2 separate regions of the Homo sapiens genome follow, and region 2 is linked to region 1. A link is a loop called in an ENCODE intact Hi-C map of the cell type or tissue named here. Cell type or tissue: Caco-2. All regions are shown on one strand.

Region 1 (8,000 bases):
CACATGATGTCTCCAAGGCCAGGTCAGGGTTTTATTAAATTTTGTAGAACCACTTGTACACTGAACAGAACAGAGTTCAGCACTTCTGATAAAGTTTGAGTGAGATACAATATTCCTTTTGTCATTTGTTAATATTCATTGCAGCTCTGGAACATCTTTTCTACAATGCCTGACAACACTGAGTCAGAGTTTTAATTTTCTGTTTCAGGACACGTATTCATTGGCTTGGTGTTTTACGTATGTTTTAGGAAAGGATTATTTGATAATCTACAGTCCTGAAGATTTTAACTAACCTCTGTGGGACTATGATATTCTCGGGTGAAAAGGGTACAAGTAGATGAGCGATTTCATTTTCAGTTTATTCTCTTAAATAGCAGTCAGAGTAAGAAAGGCTACAACTGGAGACACAGGATGGCTCAATGGTTAAGAGCAGGCACTCGAGAAAGACTACATCTGACCTGCACATAGGTGAAGACTCCAAGTCGGCTTCCCCTAGGATGACCCCTTTAACTCAACTCTTTTCTACACACCTACAAAGTCTCTCTGTAAGCATGTAATCTAATGACCAAAAAGAATGACCAAAAAGAAAATCTGCCTAATGACCAAGAAAGAAAAGCAGGACATAGGTACTAGTTACTATTTAACCAAGACTGTAAAAGATCCCAAGATTCAGGGTTACCAGAAAAATTGTGTAACTAGGGGAATGTGAAACACAGTCTAGGGAGAGGAAACCTAGCTACTGGAAGGCTGGTATTCAATTATTTGGAAACTGGCGTCTATTCCAAGAAGCACCGTGAATGGGCTTCCGGGCACCAAGAGCGGGCTGTTCTAGGAGGAAAGGGGCCGGCCCTACCTGTGCTCTGCCCTTGGGCTGCAAATGGATTCTGGCCGGAGCTTAGCCAGGTTGTATTTCCGGCTCAGAGAGGGTCTGGGTGGGACGTCAAGGGAATCATTCCATGTTTAGGATAATGGAACGTGTTGAGTTGGTATGCAAGGTTTTGTCTTCAATCCCAGATATCCAAAAAGCTCTTTGAAACACAGGAAAGATTGGCCCTATTTCTCTTTAGGTATCATTATTTATCTAAATCTCCGGAGCCATTGAGGACCAAGATCATACTTGCTGAATAAATGCACGGAGCAGGATCAGAGGATAGACACAGAATGGGCCAAGAAGAGAAGTAAGCCACACCTTCCCTTCCTGTCTCAGCATCTGTTCCATTTCTGCTCAGTGACCCAGGCAGCTTGCTGTTAGCTGACTCTTCACACTTTAGGGAAATACAAATAACTCCAGAACTTAACTTTACCTTTGAGCTTCAAATTGTTTCAATTATGTACCTTGTTTCAATTATCTGCCTCCTGACAGTGTTTCACAGCTGGGACCAGTAAGGTGGTCTATGATCTTTAACATCTGTCTTATCCTTCCTAAAATAGTATCAACTGAAGGATTAAATGGGGAAGGGGGAGGGGTAGGCAACAAATATAGACTCTATTATGTTTAAAAGCAGTAACCGCTTTCCATTTCTTTCTCATTCAACTCTCAAATGCTTCTCTTCTTTTCTCCAGATATTATTCCTCATAAGAGCTTGCTTGATTGCAACCACCAAGGACATCCACAAACCAGGGCAAGAAGGACCATCCGTAATTCTTTCCCATAAATAGTGACAGGAAGAAAATAAACGCCCTATTCTTCAATGATTTGAACCACCTCTGGAGCACAAACTTTCTCTAAATTCACAGGGCAAATATCCATCATGGGGCAGGTATCTATGCTGCCATGGAAAGTAACATAAAATGTACTAAGTCATCACAGGGAGTTTTAATTTTGTTTTTAAGGTCAATTGCCATGCTGGGGTAAAAAGCATTGATCCTTGCCTTTTATCACCGGAAAAATTCTTCACCAGTACTTTGTGAAAATCTCGCCTCATCAGGGCTGCCAAGGTCAATGCAACCTAAGTAACCAAGCTGGGAGATGCTTGCCTAATTATTAAATATTTAGCAAACAGTTTGTGACTATTTAACTGTTTGCACCTGGCACCCTCTTTTCACTACGTGAGGCCTCCTGGCACCCTGACCTCTTCCCCCACCCCTACCCACTGCCCAGGCCGCCAGCACCCCTGGGGGGCAAATACCGGGACCCAAGGGCATTTCAAAGAAACAGCAGAGGTCACATTCCATTTCCTTTTTATTAAAAAACATACTTAAAATGGGGGAGGAGGGCACAGATCTAAGGTAAAATCTCTTGCAGTTTTTTCAAGTTCGCATGCACCGTTGAAAGTTCATTAGTTAGGGATTTAAAAGCAAAAATGTTTCACACAACCAATTAAACGCCAAGCTTTACAAACGCCTTGGTCTTTGGTTTTGGGAATCTGTAAAAGTCCGCCTCCCCCCACCCGAGTTTTGCCCCTTTTAGAGCCCCTTTGTTGAATTACGTGACTTTTCCCGAAGTCATCAAACTTTGAATTGCGTCTCTAATTTTTTTTTTCAGGGCAAAAGCAAATCAAGAAATTAAACTTAAAAGTAGGCGACTCGGAGAGAAGTGGGGGAAAGCTCGCCCCAAAGCCAAGTTCCGCAGGACTAAAGCCCTCTTTGCGCGCGCGGGGCGGGGGATTGTCCCTACCTGGGGCCAGACGGCGGCGGCGGCGGCGGCGGCGGGGTCCCGGCGCCCATGGCTTCGCCGGCCTCGGGCAGCCGCGCCGGGAGACGCTAGCGGCTCCGCGCTGCCCTGAGCCCGCCGAGCTCGCAGCGGCCGCCCCAGCGCTGTCATTGGGCCCGCGCGTCACGTGGCCCGGGCTGCGGGTGAGCCTTCCCGACACGCGTAACCCTTTACCTGCACGCCCCGAGGATGCGGCGGGGCTAGGGCTCGAAACCCTGGAGTACGATGTCCGACATCCCCGGGGCCGGGGTGGCAGTCCCGGGCGCACTGAAGCAGAAAATCCACGCGCTTGTTGGCCTCTGAGCACAAACGACCGCGCCAACCGCCTGCCATCACGGGAAACTCCGGGGTGCTTACTCCAATGTTGCGCTGGAGAGAAGGGAGCTTCCTATGATCAAGGGACTGGAGTACGGGGATACACAAAACAAATGCACCCGCTGGCAAATAGTTGTGTACTCCCAAACCCCGAGAACTTGGCATTTTTCAGTTTCCTCCTTATTTCTGGCATTCGCCGCCTAGACCTGCTGTGAGTTCCATGGCCAGCCCTGTATGAGCTACATGGACCTAGAAACAGCGGGGGCGCCACCACCACGATAAAAACCAGGGAAGTTGCACACACTCGCCTGCACCCTAAAGGCCCCAGGGGGAGTTCAATGAACTCCTGGTTCCCCGTCCCCTCCTCACCCACTCCCCCTCCATCCCTTTCTTTTCCTGAGGTCTTAGGGCATTGGCCACAAGACTGCATCCAATCTACTGAGTTCCACATTCGTAGCTGTTACAATCCATATACCTAAGGCGGGTGGAGAACTGACTCTGCTTAAGGACTGGACATTCTTTTCACCTGTGCTCCAAAGCAAATGCTGAGCTTGCCAAAAAAAGTGTTAAGCAACTGCGCCACCTAGCTTACCCTCTTCTCTCTTCTTTTCAACTCATCCAGCAAGAGAATAAAATAGGATATTGGAGAGGCATCTGGACAGAGTATTATCTAAGGATGGACATAGTGTCCTTGGGTTTTCAATGTATCTACTTTAATGATGCCAGCCCCATTCACATGATATTTGCCAGGCTTTTGAGAATTTGAACACTCCATTTTTTGAATCCTTCTAATTTTGCAGTGCTGGGATTGCACGCTGTAAAGTGTTAGATTTTTGCAGGAAGTTATATGTGGTTTTACATCCTTTGTCACAATGAACGGCACTCATGTCCAACTTATAGTCGACACTTAATTGTCTACAGGATATTGATACATTTATCAAGTAGGTTATCTGTCGAAAAAGGGGTTGGTATTTGTATTGGGTTTCATTTTATTTATTTATTTATTATTATTTGAGACAGGGTCTGGCTGTTGCACACAGGCTGGAGTGTGATGCGATCTCAGCTTACTGCAACCTCCTCCTCTGGGGATCAAGGGATCCTCCCACCTCAGCCTCTGGAGTGCCTGGGGCTACAGGCTCATGCTACCATGCTCGGCTAATTTTTGTATTATTATTATTATTATTACTATTATTATTATTATTTTTGTGGAGACTAGGGTGGGGGTGGGCTCTCCTAAACTTGCCCAGGCTGGTCTTGAACTCCTGAGGTTAAGCAATCCGCTCGCCTCGGCCTCCCAAAGTGCTGGGATTGCAAGCTGAGCCACCGCGCGCCCCAGCCTGCCTTAGATTTTAAAGTGCAGTTCCTAGACTAATAGCATCGGCATAATCTGAGAGAATGTAGTAAAAATGCAAATTCTTGGGACCCACCCCAGACGTATTGATTCAGAAATAGTTGGGGAGGGAGGGTGAAGAAATCTGTGTTTTAGCAAGTGGTACCTACTCCAGTTTGCGAACCGTTGCTCTGAATATGCACAGGTAGCTGGCGAAGTTCCCCTCATCTATTAAATAGTAAGGGCTGGCATTCTATAAAGCTAGAGGTGCTGCTTTTATTTGTATCCCTAGATTACCAGTTTTATGTAATCTGTCATGTTGATACACTGAAACTGAACCCTCCATGTGTCCATACAACGTGTAATCTGTACTTCTTGCAGATCTCTTGGAATGCCAAATTGAGATCTGAGGGGCCCTTGTAAAACATATGGAAGAAAAACCTATGGTTTCTTGATGCACACCAGGGTGAAAACACCATGATTCACTTCATTTTTTAGGTGTGCCCATGTTTTCACTGACATGTAAATTGTTCCCAGCCAATGAGTCATGAAAGATAGGAAAGCTAATTTTTTTGAGTGGATTTATCAACATGGTTCCAAATTTGTGAAAGAGTTCTAAAAAACAAACAACATTAAAAACATTATGGTATCCGTTTATGTTATAGCCCAAAAAACTCCCCACACCATATTAGGCATTGCAGTAAGGGCTCCTTGCAATCCATTGCAATCTCCTTACTGAGAAAGAAAGAACTGAGTGGGTTTTTATTTGAGTTTTCTCCATGGGATAGATAGACTATTTCTAATGGGCTAGATGGATGTCTTACTTTTAAACTCTCTAGGTCCAAGTTTGTTTTGTGATTTTCCCCCACTTTCATCCCCTGTTCACTTTACATTTGTAATTCTATCTACTCAATTCCAATTGGAACTGGAATTATTTGAGTTTTCCCTCCCCTTCATCAAACACCTCTATCCATTAAGCCCTGAAATAAATCTTGAATTGCCCCTACTCTAAGCAGGTTCTAAGATCAGGTTCTAACACTTTCTAACTGAGATCATGGCCATGGTCTTTACTGGTCTCCCAGCTTCTGATCTTTTCCATCTGAAAGCCATCTGACAAAGTAACTGCCCTTCCCCAAAACTTTTTTTCCCAGCTCCCTGTTGAAACCAGCGCAATTTTCCAACAAGCCAAATGCCCATAGCACTGAAGCTTGAGAAACTTACACCTGCTGCCTGTTGACCAATTCCTCTTCCTTAACCCTCCCTAATTCCTGTTTTCCTATAGGAGGTTACAGTGAGATGCTAGACACCTGCTGCCTATTGAGCAACTCCTCTTCCTTGCCCTGCCTGTTTTCTCCCCCCATATAAACCCCAACTTTAGCCAGGGGAGATTCAGATTTGAGTCTTGTCTCCTGTCTCTGGCTGATATCACCCATAATAAAGCCTTCTTCCCTGACAATACTCATTGCCTTAGTGATTGGCTTTCTGTGTAGTGAGCAACAGGACCTAGGCTGGGCCCCTGGCTTTCAGTGACACTATTGACTACTGAATAAAGTCTAAAATCCCAACAGCATTTGAAGTCGCCTGAAATATGCTTCAATGCCCATTTTTGCTCATGCAGCTTCCTTTACCTGAAATGTCTCTCTGACATTGACAGCTAAGTCCTAATTATTCTTCTAGCCTCAGCTCTATCTCCTCTGGGTCAACCTTTTCGATATTCAGGTAGTGTTAATTGCTCCTCTGTAGTGTATCCTCAGCACCTGGCTCTCACTCTTACTAACTTTGAAATCAGTCTCATCTGGTTTAGCTGTGTCTCTTCTAGACTGTAGGGTTCTGGATGGCAGGAGTCATGCGTGACTTTTCAAATCATTCCAGGATCTAGCATAATGCCTTGGGCATAGCAAGCATACAGTGTTGACTGTTGTGTTCTTGGCTCTAGGAAAGAAGATATTTAAACAAACTCTATTTATTTGAAATGCTTTTTTGCAAATATTTATTAACTTCTCTACATTTTCTTTGAGAACTAAAAGGAGAGGGGTTTAGCCTTTTCAACCTAAAGATATTACCCTTTGTAAGTAATGGAATTGTTTTCAGTGGTGGTAAATTTTGAACACGTTAGTCTCAGCCATGTGATGCAGGCAATAAACCAGAATAATTTATTTTCGTAACACATTAAAGTTTCTCTGAGAACAATTATTTCATGACAACTAGATACTAGCTTTCAGATTATTTCCTATGTATCATCACTTAAGCTCACCAATACTCCTCTGTTTCTGTTTTTTAAAAATATTTTTTGGTGCGTGTGTGGATTCTCAGATCCAAGAGGCAAGAGATGGAAGAAAGGGCATGTGGGAAGGCTCCCCTTGGTCCTGCTCGTTCGCGCAAAGGGAATTTATGAGAGAGACAACTCCTCAGTCATCACCCTTCTTCTCCTTCCTCCCCATCCTTCTATTAATGAATTCATCAACTATTTCTGTATACCTGAAAAACGTGAGAGTTTGCAGCAAATTTCAGTGATCTTCAGAGCTAGCCCAGTCTCCCACCTGCAAGTTAGAAAACACCTTGCAGGTCATTATTGATCTCTAAGTGCCTACTAGATACTAAATGCTCTGTTTTGATGTACTTTGAGAAAGTTAAGGAAAAAGACACTGAGAGTGCACTGAAATCTTGTTCAGCTATTCTCCCTGGACCCGTTTCTAGGTTTCTTTACCTATACATTTGGAATGCTAACAGTACCTACTTCACAGGGCTGTTGTGAAGTTTAAATGGCTTAGTACATGCAAAGCTCCAAGTACAGTGCCTGGTGCAACATAAGCAGTAAGCATGAACAGTTATTATTATTACTGAAGGTCTCTAATCACATCTGCCAAAAATGGGGGAGAAAAACAGCACGCCAATCTAAGTAGTTTATCTTTTATTCATACAAATAATACATACACAAGACTGTATATTGTTTGAAGACTGAAATAATTTTCTAGTGTAACAACTCTGTAACAAAATTTAACTAAATGTAACATTTATGAAAATATAAATCTCTGATTGGGTAATTCTTCCCAACGATACAAAGTTTACATAAAAACATTCAATATGAGCTATCAGTTGCAAACAAGTTAGGAAAAATCATTCAAGTCACTTGTATACTCTATTGGCTTTTACATAGAACATTCACATACTACATTTAATCCATCTAGGCATTTAATTCTTAGAAATGTGTGGCATGGAGGTTCAACTGATAATGACAGGAATGAGAATGTGTTGCCTAAAGAGCTCAAAAGCATAGACTCATATAATCAACTCCAGGTGATCTGTATGTGGTTTGCCTTCTCTGGGCTACCACCTCCCTGGCTAGTAGCTAAACCATAAGTAACATACTGAAAAACATCTTTCACTATGGACCTGGGTATTTTTATCTGAATCACATCTTTGAACGCTTACATGTTAAACTGCTTTCCAAGAGGAAATACAATTGACCTGGATTCTCTATGGGTTACATGAATTTATTTTTCCTATTAGCATCAATAATCATGATGTTGCTGAAGTTTTTCTTATACTGCTTCCCAATGTCCCTATGAGGGCTACAGCAGAAACTATCACTATCTTTATTTTGCACTTCACAAAAACAACACACTGATGAAGTTAAAGACCTGTCTAGGAATACACAATGAGTTTATGGCAGAGCTGGGCCTAGAGCAAATCAATTCCTTG
Region 2 (8,000 bases), 140 kb before region 1:
TCAGCCTCCCAAGTAGCTGGGATTACAGGCGAGCACCACCAGCCCTGGCTAATTTTTTTATTTTTAGTAGAGACAGGGTTTCGCCATTTTGGCCCGGCTGGTCTTGAACTCCTGACCTCAAGTGATCCGCCTGCCTCGGCCTCCCAAAGTGCTGGGATTACAGGCATGAGCCACGGCACCCAGCCCCTGTAAATTTTAATTTAAAAACCACAACAGTCCTTGATGGTTTGTCACCCGGCTTATGGCTGATGCCATGAAAACCTTGGACCTTAGATCTTGTGTCTTCAGAAATTGGTAATTTAAAGCTTTTGTTTCCTTTCTAAGCATCAACATCTAAGACAGAGAGAGCAGCACGTCGGCTGATGAGTAGAGGCTATGGACCTTCTGTGGCCTGTGAACTCTTCCTGATTTATGTAAATTCTGAGGTTTACCTTTCTCCATAGCTTTAGGAATATTTTGGAGAATGGAAAAGAATGAGTTGGACCTAGAAATGGATTTTTTTGTGTGGGATTTTAAGTTGGTAACTTATGTCAAGAGAAATTGCATTGTTGTGCTTTCAAAGTAGCCAGATTCTGACTAAACAAGTATTCTAATTAGCCTGTTCCTCAAAGGCCTCACTCATTTTAGTTTGGAATGTGTAGTTTTGATTAGGGAGATAAGTAAAATTCTTTGTCTGCCTTTTGGTCTCTAGGTCATATTTTCCCTTAGTTCTGTATTAACTATTCCAAAATGCTTAAAGGCAGTAAATACAGAAGTCTCCTAGGAACAAGGCTCAGAGGGCAGCACAGGTGAGGAGGAAGAGTTGCAGGTCAGTGGTGTTGACTGGATTTGCAAGTGGGCTTATATTATAAGTGCGTGGTCCACACTCATGTGTATGCTCTATGTGCTTTCAAAAATATTGGCCCGGGCTGGGCGCGGTGACTCACGCCTGTAATCCCAGCACTTTGGGAGGTCAAGGTGGGCAGATCACCTGAGGTGGGGAGTTCGAGACCAGCCTGACCAACATGGCAAAACCCTGTCTCCAGTAAAAATACAGAATTAGCTGGGCGTGGTGGCGCGTGCCTGTAATTCCAGCTACGTGGGAGGCTGAGGCAGGAGAATCGCTTGAACCCAGGAGGCAGAGGTTGCAGTGAGCCAAGATCGTGCCATTGCACTCCAGCCTGGGCAACAAGAATGAATCTCCATCTCAAAAAAAAAAAAAAAAAAAAAAAAAAAAATATATATATATATATATATATATATATGCCCAGTTTTGTCTATTTACAGAGAGCTTTTATATATACTAGTTCATTTGATCTTCTAAACCAGTGGTTTCCAAAGTAGGTTTCACATACCCCAGGGGAGTGAAAAAAATATTAATGCTCTGATATGTTGTTACTTCATCTTAGTATTGCTAAATACTGTAAACCATATAACATATTAGAAGACAGTATGGTTGTAAAAGTGCTTATATTAAGGGTGTGTGCAGTACTTTTTACTGATAACTGGTGCAAGATAAAAAAAAGGTGTGGCAATCCCTGCTGGAGTCTTATGTGTTTCTCCAAGTGCGGAGAATTACTTACAAAAACGATGTAGATGCCAGGACCCCACTCAAGACCTCCTAAGTCTGAATTCCTAGAGGTAGGTCCAGAAATCTGCCTTTTAAACAAGCACACCACATGCCTCAGGGGCACACTGAAGTTTGAGAATGTGCGCTTTCAATTCTTAGAAATAGGAATGATCCCCATTTCACAGATGAGAAAAGTGAGGCTCAGAAACGTTAAGGAACTTAAAGTCAAAAGGTCACACAGCGAGCAAGAGGCACAGCCGGATTTCACCCCAGGTTTATTAGGATTAAAGAGGCACATGTATGGGAAGTACCAGGCACGTGTCACATGGGCAGGGCCTCTGAACACCTGGAGGTCATGACGCATGGCTGCAGGTGTTACTGAAGGGTCAACCCTGGGCGCACCTTTTTTCCCCCATCACTAGGAGCCAAGAGAACGGTGAGATCTGGATGTCATTACACGAATATACACCCTTTTTTTCCTTCTCTTCCAGGATTTTAAAGATTGAGTTCAAAATCACTAAAAAACGAGGTCGGCCAAGCTCCCCATTGCTTGGCCCCAAACATTGGTTTTCTTAAAGTTTTTGTCTCAATTTGGGATTACCGTCCTTAGGGTAACGTGGACTCATTCTAGAGACCAAACCTTCAGCAGCTGCCCAAATTCTACTCTGTCCACTTTTCCACAGACCACCACAAGCCTCATTATTCAAATAGAGCAGGGTAGTCTGAGAGTGAAGGGCCTGAATAATAAATACAATTCCTAAACTCTCAAATTCCTATGGATTTGTGCTCCCACATCCTTTATTACACCATGTATACCTTTATTACACCATGTCACAATCCAGCACAATCCTGGCTACCTGCATGATATCTCCCCAACCAGACCGGGAAAAGATCACTAACTCCAGACTTCTTTTATGTATTCTTTCAATCAACAAATATGTATTGAGTTCCCCCCTTGTGCCGTACACTAACTTAGATCTCAGGCCAAACGCATTTTTTTAGTACAGATATTTCAGTTGAAAAAAATTGCTAATAGTTGACTCCAAGTGACTAAATGTGCAGGTAAGCATCATCTACGATCAACACATTGACTTGCATAAAATGTTTCTTAAAGTGGCTGGGAGTGCTTCAGAAGTTAGCAGACCACTTAGGTGTGGTTTGTATAACCTGATACATATGAGAAACTTACAAATTTAGTAAATCTATAAATGAATGACTTATTGTTCTATTAGTTAACAGGGAAAGGATTTACCATGAAAAACAGATGTCAGCTTGTCTGTGTTTGTCACCAACTCCAAAATAGAGGATTTAAAAATGCATGAGGTTTAATCTAGAGAAAAAAAATGAAACAAGACCAGAAAGCAATTAATTTCTACGTTTTCGTCATAAAGCCTGGTTGTGTGAAAAGCAGTGCCCTTGATGAAGAGTTAAGTCCAAGTCCAGGAAAGGAGGCTATATCCTGTGCTGCAGTAGTGACTGTGCTCTATCTGCTGCATGGTTGCACACAGACGACCAAACCAGGGAAGTCAGGAGATCTTTGCACTTGCACTTGCATCTGGTGTCTCATTCATTCTTTCTAAGGCCTCCTGCTTGGAGGTACGGATGGGAGAGGTAGGAAGAGAAGAGAATCAGAGAGACAGAGCGGGGCAGAGGGAGGAAAATGACGAATGGCCAGCACTTACTGAGCATGGACAGATGGGCATGTGCTATGTAAGAAACCTAAAATTCTCTTCGTTTTTTTGGGTATCTGGTTTTTCCAGTTATAACTATTCACTACATCTGCTTTGGCAATGAGGGGAAAAAATTTAATTTCATATTTATATGATAGTTCATTTTCCCCCAGTAAAAAGTTAAATCTAACTTCTTAGCTCAAGAAACCTATATGTAATATATACATAAAATAATCTTAATTCAAAATCAGGATTTAACATGGTAAATATCCACGTGATGCAATTGCCTAAGGTTCATGGGGAACTGTGAAGTCTGCCCCTAATCACAGTTAGTGCCTTCCAATCAGAGTGCATTGTGCTTTCATATTGTCCACAATGTTTGAAAAGGTTGGCTATTTTCAACATCACTTTTCTGACAAGAGGTGGCACTAGGCTGCAGAAAGAAGACACTACACACATAAGCGTGCTCAGACAGCTCACTGTTAGACAACCTGGTAGATAAGGCTAAAAGCTGGAATTACTTTTCAACCTAAAGATTTTTTACTTTCATTTCCTTTGGGGGATCCTGGATACTGGAGTAAAGATGAAAGGGGCCAGAATTACTTTTAAAGAACTCTTGAAAGTATTGGCCATCTGTCGACCTTTTCAAAGCAGTTATTCATAAAAGAGAATCTTTAAAACTACAGAGCTGTCAGTTATGGTGAACTCTGCAGCTGTTCTAAGATGTAAAATTATATACATATATAAATGCGAAAGTGTGTGTCTGGGTAAGAGAAAGAGACTTGTCTGCCCTGATACCTTACCCTACCCCTTCTTTGTCTGAATTTCTTCTTTTCGTCCGGTTTGGAGTTATCAATGGGAAGTTGGAGCAGCGGTAGCTGTCCAGTCCTCCTTCCCCCGGACCAAAGGTGGAAGCCCCTTTGGTGTCACACTGAATGTACACACGATCTTCCAATCTTTTGAAACCAGCTGTATCCCAGGCTTTTGGGTTTTGAGACCTCCTGTGGCAGAGACTGTAAACTGACCGCCTCGAAACTCATTGTCCATTTCCCCTTCTTAGTAACTGCATTCTGAGTTTATTTGGCAAAGCCACGCACACCACTAGCAAGACGATTTCCTAGTCTCTCTTGCAGCTAGATGTGGCCAAGTGACCAGATTTTGACCAAAGAGAGTAATGTGGAAGGGATGAATTATACTTCTGTGGGGTCCTTAATAGAGAGTGAGTGGGGTTTTTATTCCTTTATTCTTTTTCCAACATGGAATGCAAATGTAATGACTGAAGCCACAGCAGCCATTATGGACTACAAAGTGATCTTGAGAAGGAAACCAAAATGATTGAAGCAGCATGGGTCATTCATATGCGGGTCATTGATACGTGGGTCATTGATATGTGGGTCATTGATACACGGGCCAGTGATACATTCTCTACCACCCTGGATCACTAACTCCAGACTTCTTTTACATAAGAGGTAAATAAGCCTCTATTTGTATAAAACACTCGTCCCATACAACTGAACATAATCTCAACTGATACACTTAGGAAATCATTGAAGGAATAAGCATTCTGAAATATTAAGTATTTGGTGTACTAAATACAAAAGGAGACATACCTCTAATGCAATTAACAATGCCAAGACTTTATCTTTTTAAGGGCTCTGAGTGACCCTGTATATAGAGGTCACTTGCGATGGCTTGTCATTACAGTACCAAACAAACCCATAGGCTCATTAAGCATTTGTAAGGGTGCCGTCCTTAAAGGTGCTGGAAGGCTCAGAAATCATGTTTTATACTAAATAATTGCCAAAGTCAAATAATGACATTATACATACTTCCCAGTTTTAGAGTTTTCAGTTGTGGGGATGTAAAAATGTTTGTTAAAGGAATTGTTTTCAACTAGTAAAACATCATTTTTGAGTGCCTAGTGTGCCAAGCACTGTGCTAAACACTTACATCATCTCATTTAACCTTTACAAGCACATACAATTATTCTTCTCACTTTACAGATGGGTAAAGGGATACATAACTTGTCCAAGGTCACATGGCAAAGCTGGAAATCAAATGAAGTTCAGTCAGATTTCAATTCTGTGTTACAAAACACCAAACTAAAGCATCTTCCATGTTTATTTTTTTCTAGATAGTTTTGAGCATCCTTAATGCCTTTAAATTCTCCATTGAGTTACGTTAGAATGGTTGTCCTTGTTTCAGTGAATTAGAAGGCTGAAATCCAGAGAGGGCTTGTTCATCTTTGAGGTAAGATCAGGACATTTAGTTATGGCATCAAGTTTGACAGAGAGAAAGCCAAAGCTATGGCTCTGCAAACCAGCTCGGTCCCTTCCTTGAGTATAATTTTGTAGTCTAGCTCTTTTTTTTTTTTTTTTTTTCATAGAGATGGGGTCTCGCTAAATTGCCCAGGTTGGTCTCGAATTCCTGGCCCTGGCAATCCTCTCACCTCAGCCTTCCAAAGTGCTCAGATTACAGACATGAGCCACTGTGCCTAGCTTAGCTCTTTTTTTTTTTTTTTTTTTTGAGATGGAGTCTTGCACTGTCACCCAGGCTGGAGTGCAGTGGCACGATCTCAGCTCACTGCAACCTCCACCTCCCAGGTTCAAGTGATTCTCCTTGCCTCAGCCTCCCAAGTAGCTGGGATTACAGGCGCCCGCCACCGTGCCCGGATAATTTTTTGTATTTTTAGTAGAGACAGGGTTTCACTATGTTGGCCAGGCTGATCTTGAACTCCTGACCTTGTGATCCACCCGCCTCGGCCTCCCAAAGTGCTGGGATTACAGGCATGAGCCACCACGCCCGGCCATCTAGATTAGTTCTTTACATTGAAAGTAACATCCAGGGTCACTGATATTCTGAGAAAATTAGAACCACCTTTGAGTTAAGACTTCTAGAAAGACACATACGTTGTTATATTTTAATTGGAATCAGACATTTAATGGCATAAAAACATTGCATATATGGCTTTGCTGTTCCGAATGTCATGAACTTAAAATCCAAATATGACATAAGCAGTTTTAAGACTTATTTTGGCCAGCCTCCCCAATCCCAAAGGAGATTTAAAAGTAATAATGTAAAAAAGTTAAGGTCAAGGTGTTTTAAAATCAACATCTCAGCTAATGACTAACCCTTTGTTTCCTGGGGACTTCTGCTCTACTGTGAAAACTGCTGAGCTTAACCCGCTGTTGAACAACTGGTTAGTTATTAGTTCCCTGGGTGATTGTCCCTGAAGTTAAGCCATGCTCTGGGGACACATGAGGCACTTTAATTGGGGTAGTTACTTTTTCCAGGTTGGGTACAATGTTTGGCTCTCAAAAGCAAGGTAAACAGTTTACAGTCAAAAGGAATGCTCTGTGATTGTGTGCCTTTGGGATCAAGGGTTGAGATCTTAGAGTATTCTCATAAACATCTGTACCAGGTGCTCAAAGATGTTTGAGGGTTGTCAAGCAAGCTGTTCAACTTCTGCATTTTCTGTGGATATGGGCACAATGACCCACTCAGATTTTTCTCCTAGTGTCCTGAATGACAGCTCATCTACACAGAGTGAAACTCCAGATATGTGACAAGCAGCATGGGACAGATGCTGACAATCAGAACAGATGCTGGATGTAAACAACTGGTAAGGCTGCACTGGTGCATGCTGGCAGAATCACCTGCTATGCATCCAGGGAGCAAATGCATCTGCATGCTCAGCATGACACCAGCTTACCTCCCTGTGCAAATCCCCTCCCCTAATCAGTCTCATCCAAATCTTCTCCTGCAGTAGCAGCTTCTAAAGCTGCAAGGGCCTCCGCCACCGCTGCATCCTCGTCCACAATCTCCCCATCCCCATCTCCATCGGAGCCATGGGTATCCTCCTGCCTGTTTCCTGAGTCAACCACAGGCATGGCATGAACAGGACCCTTCTCATTAAAGCAGATGCTTAGAACTTCTGTTTCCACATCCTCATTCAATGAATCCCAGCTTCTCCTCACAGAGAAGGGCGTATTCAAACCATGCTCCCCCACTGGGGGCTGAATTCCCTCTAGGGATTCATCCTCAGTATGGTTCTTGAAAACACAGTCCTTTTCATTATGATCAACGTTGTCTCCAGCTGGGCCCCAATGCTGAAGGTAATCTGGGGCTGGTATCTGGAAGACATGGTCTTGTACTTCCAAGGCAAAACTTTCTGCCTCAGAAGGAGCTCTGGAGTCTCCATTTCTCATGACTTGGGTCCCTTCTGAGGCCAGCAGCACACAGTCCTGTTTCCTGGTGCCCCCTCCTTCCAGGAAGGGTTGAGTTGGGGGAACAGTATTTGCAGTACTGGCCCAGGAGCCCCTGTCATCCTGGGTGGGGCTGGAATTCCCAGTGGGCTGTGGAGTGGCAGCAGGGCCGATGCCGTTGACACCGCAGGCATGGTGTTCCCCTCCAGCGTCCCCCTGTGGGAGCGGCCCTTGGTGAGGCCAGCAGGGCTCCCATGGATCAGCTGTCCTGCTGCTGCTCTCAGTCTTCTTTGAGCCCTGCCTCTGAGGGTCATTTTTCTGCACCAAGACTTCACTGCTCCATTTGCCTTTTAATTTATCAGTGTCGTCTTCATCTAGCTTGCAGCTGTTGACTTCATTGACATAGCCAGGAGAGGGCACTTGAACTGGATCAAAGAGATAGCTTCAGGAAAGACAATGAAAACCAGTCAGGTCTGCTCCATCATTAATGCTTTTTACCACAGGCCCTGCTTCTTTCTACGATTCCTGCTAATTTAATTTCTGTGATTACTTTTCAACCTAGATAAGTATGTCTAA

What was found. A loop is a pair of places that touch in the nucleus more often than their neighbours do. Peaks named below come from ENCODE experiments on the same cell type or tissue, not always from the same donor. Only the 100,000 strongest peaks of a DNase experiment are listed, where the experiment ranks them.
Region 2: a loop joins it to region 1, with 8 times the contacts of the local background. A loop is called at or near these places in 4 of 110 quality-filtered maps.

Annotation. Positions count from the first base shown.
Region 1 is chr4:37,448,658-37,456,657 of GRCh38, reverse strand. NWD2 (NACHT and WD repeat domain containing 2) reads right to left here. Exons shown (of 7, transcript NM_001144990.2): 7 at 7,195-8,000. It overlaps PGCKA1 (PDCD10 and GCKIII kinases associated 1), which reads right to left and starts at 2,733. Exons shown (of 4, transcript NM_001104629.2): 1 at 2,618-2,733. LOC124900691 (a long non-coding RNA gene) reads left to right here. Exons shown (of 3, transcript XR_007058098.1): 1 at 1-22; 2 at 1,068-1,178; 3 at 1,564-2,341. In Caco-2, a CTCF peak has its summit at 3,541; DNase peaks (open chromatin) are centred at 857, 2,797, 3,237 and 3,507; H3K4me3 peaks cover 3,314 bases.
Region 2 is chr4:37,589,954-37,597,953 of GRCh38, reverse strand. PGCKA1 (PDCD10 and GCKIII kinases associated 1) reads right to left here. Exons shown (of 4, transcript NM_001104629.2): 4 at 4,444-7,866. The coding sequence ends at 6,954. It also overlaps a transcript of RELL1 not described here. Among named protein-coding and RNA genes, the nearest start is that of RELL1, 92 kb to the left of the region's middle. RefSeq lists enhancers at 7,117-7,617, 7,618-8,000. In Caco-2, no CTCF peak of the experiment used is centred here; a DNase peak (open chromatin) is centred at 823.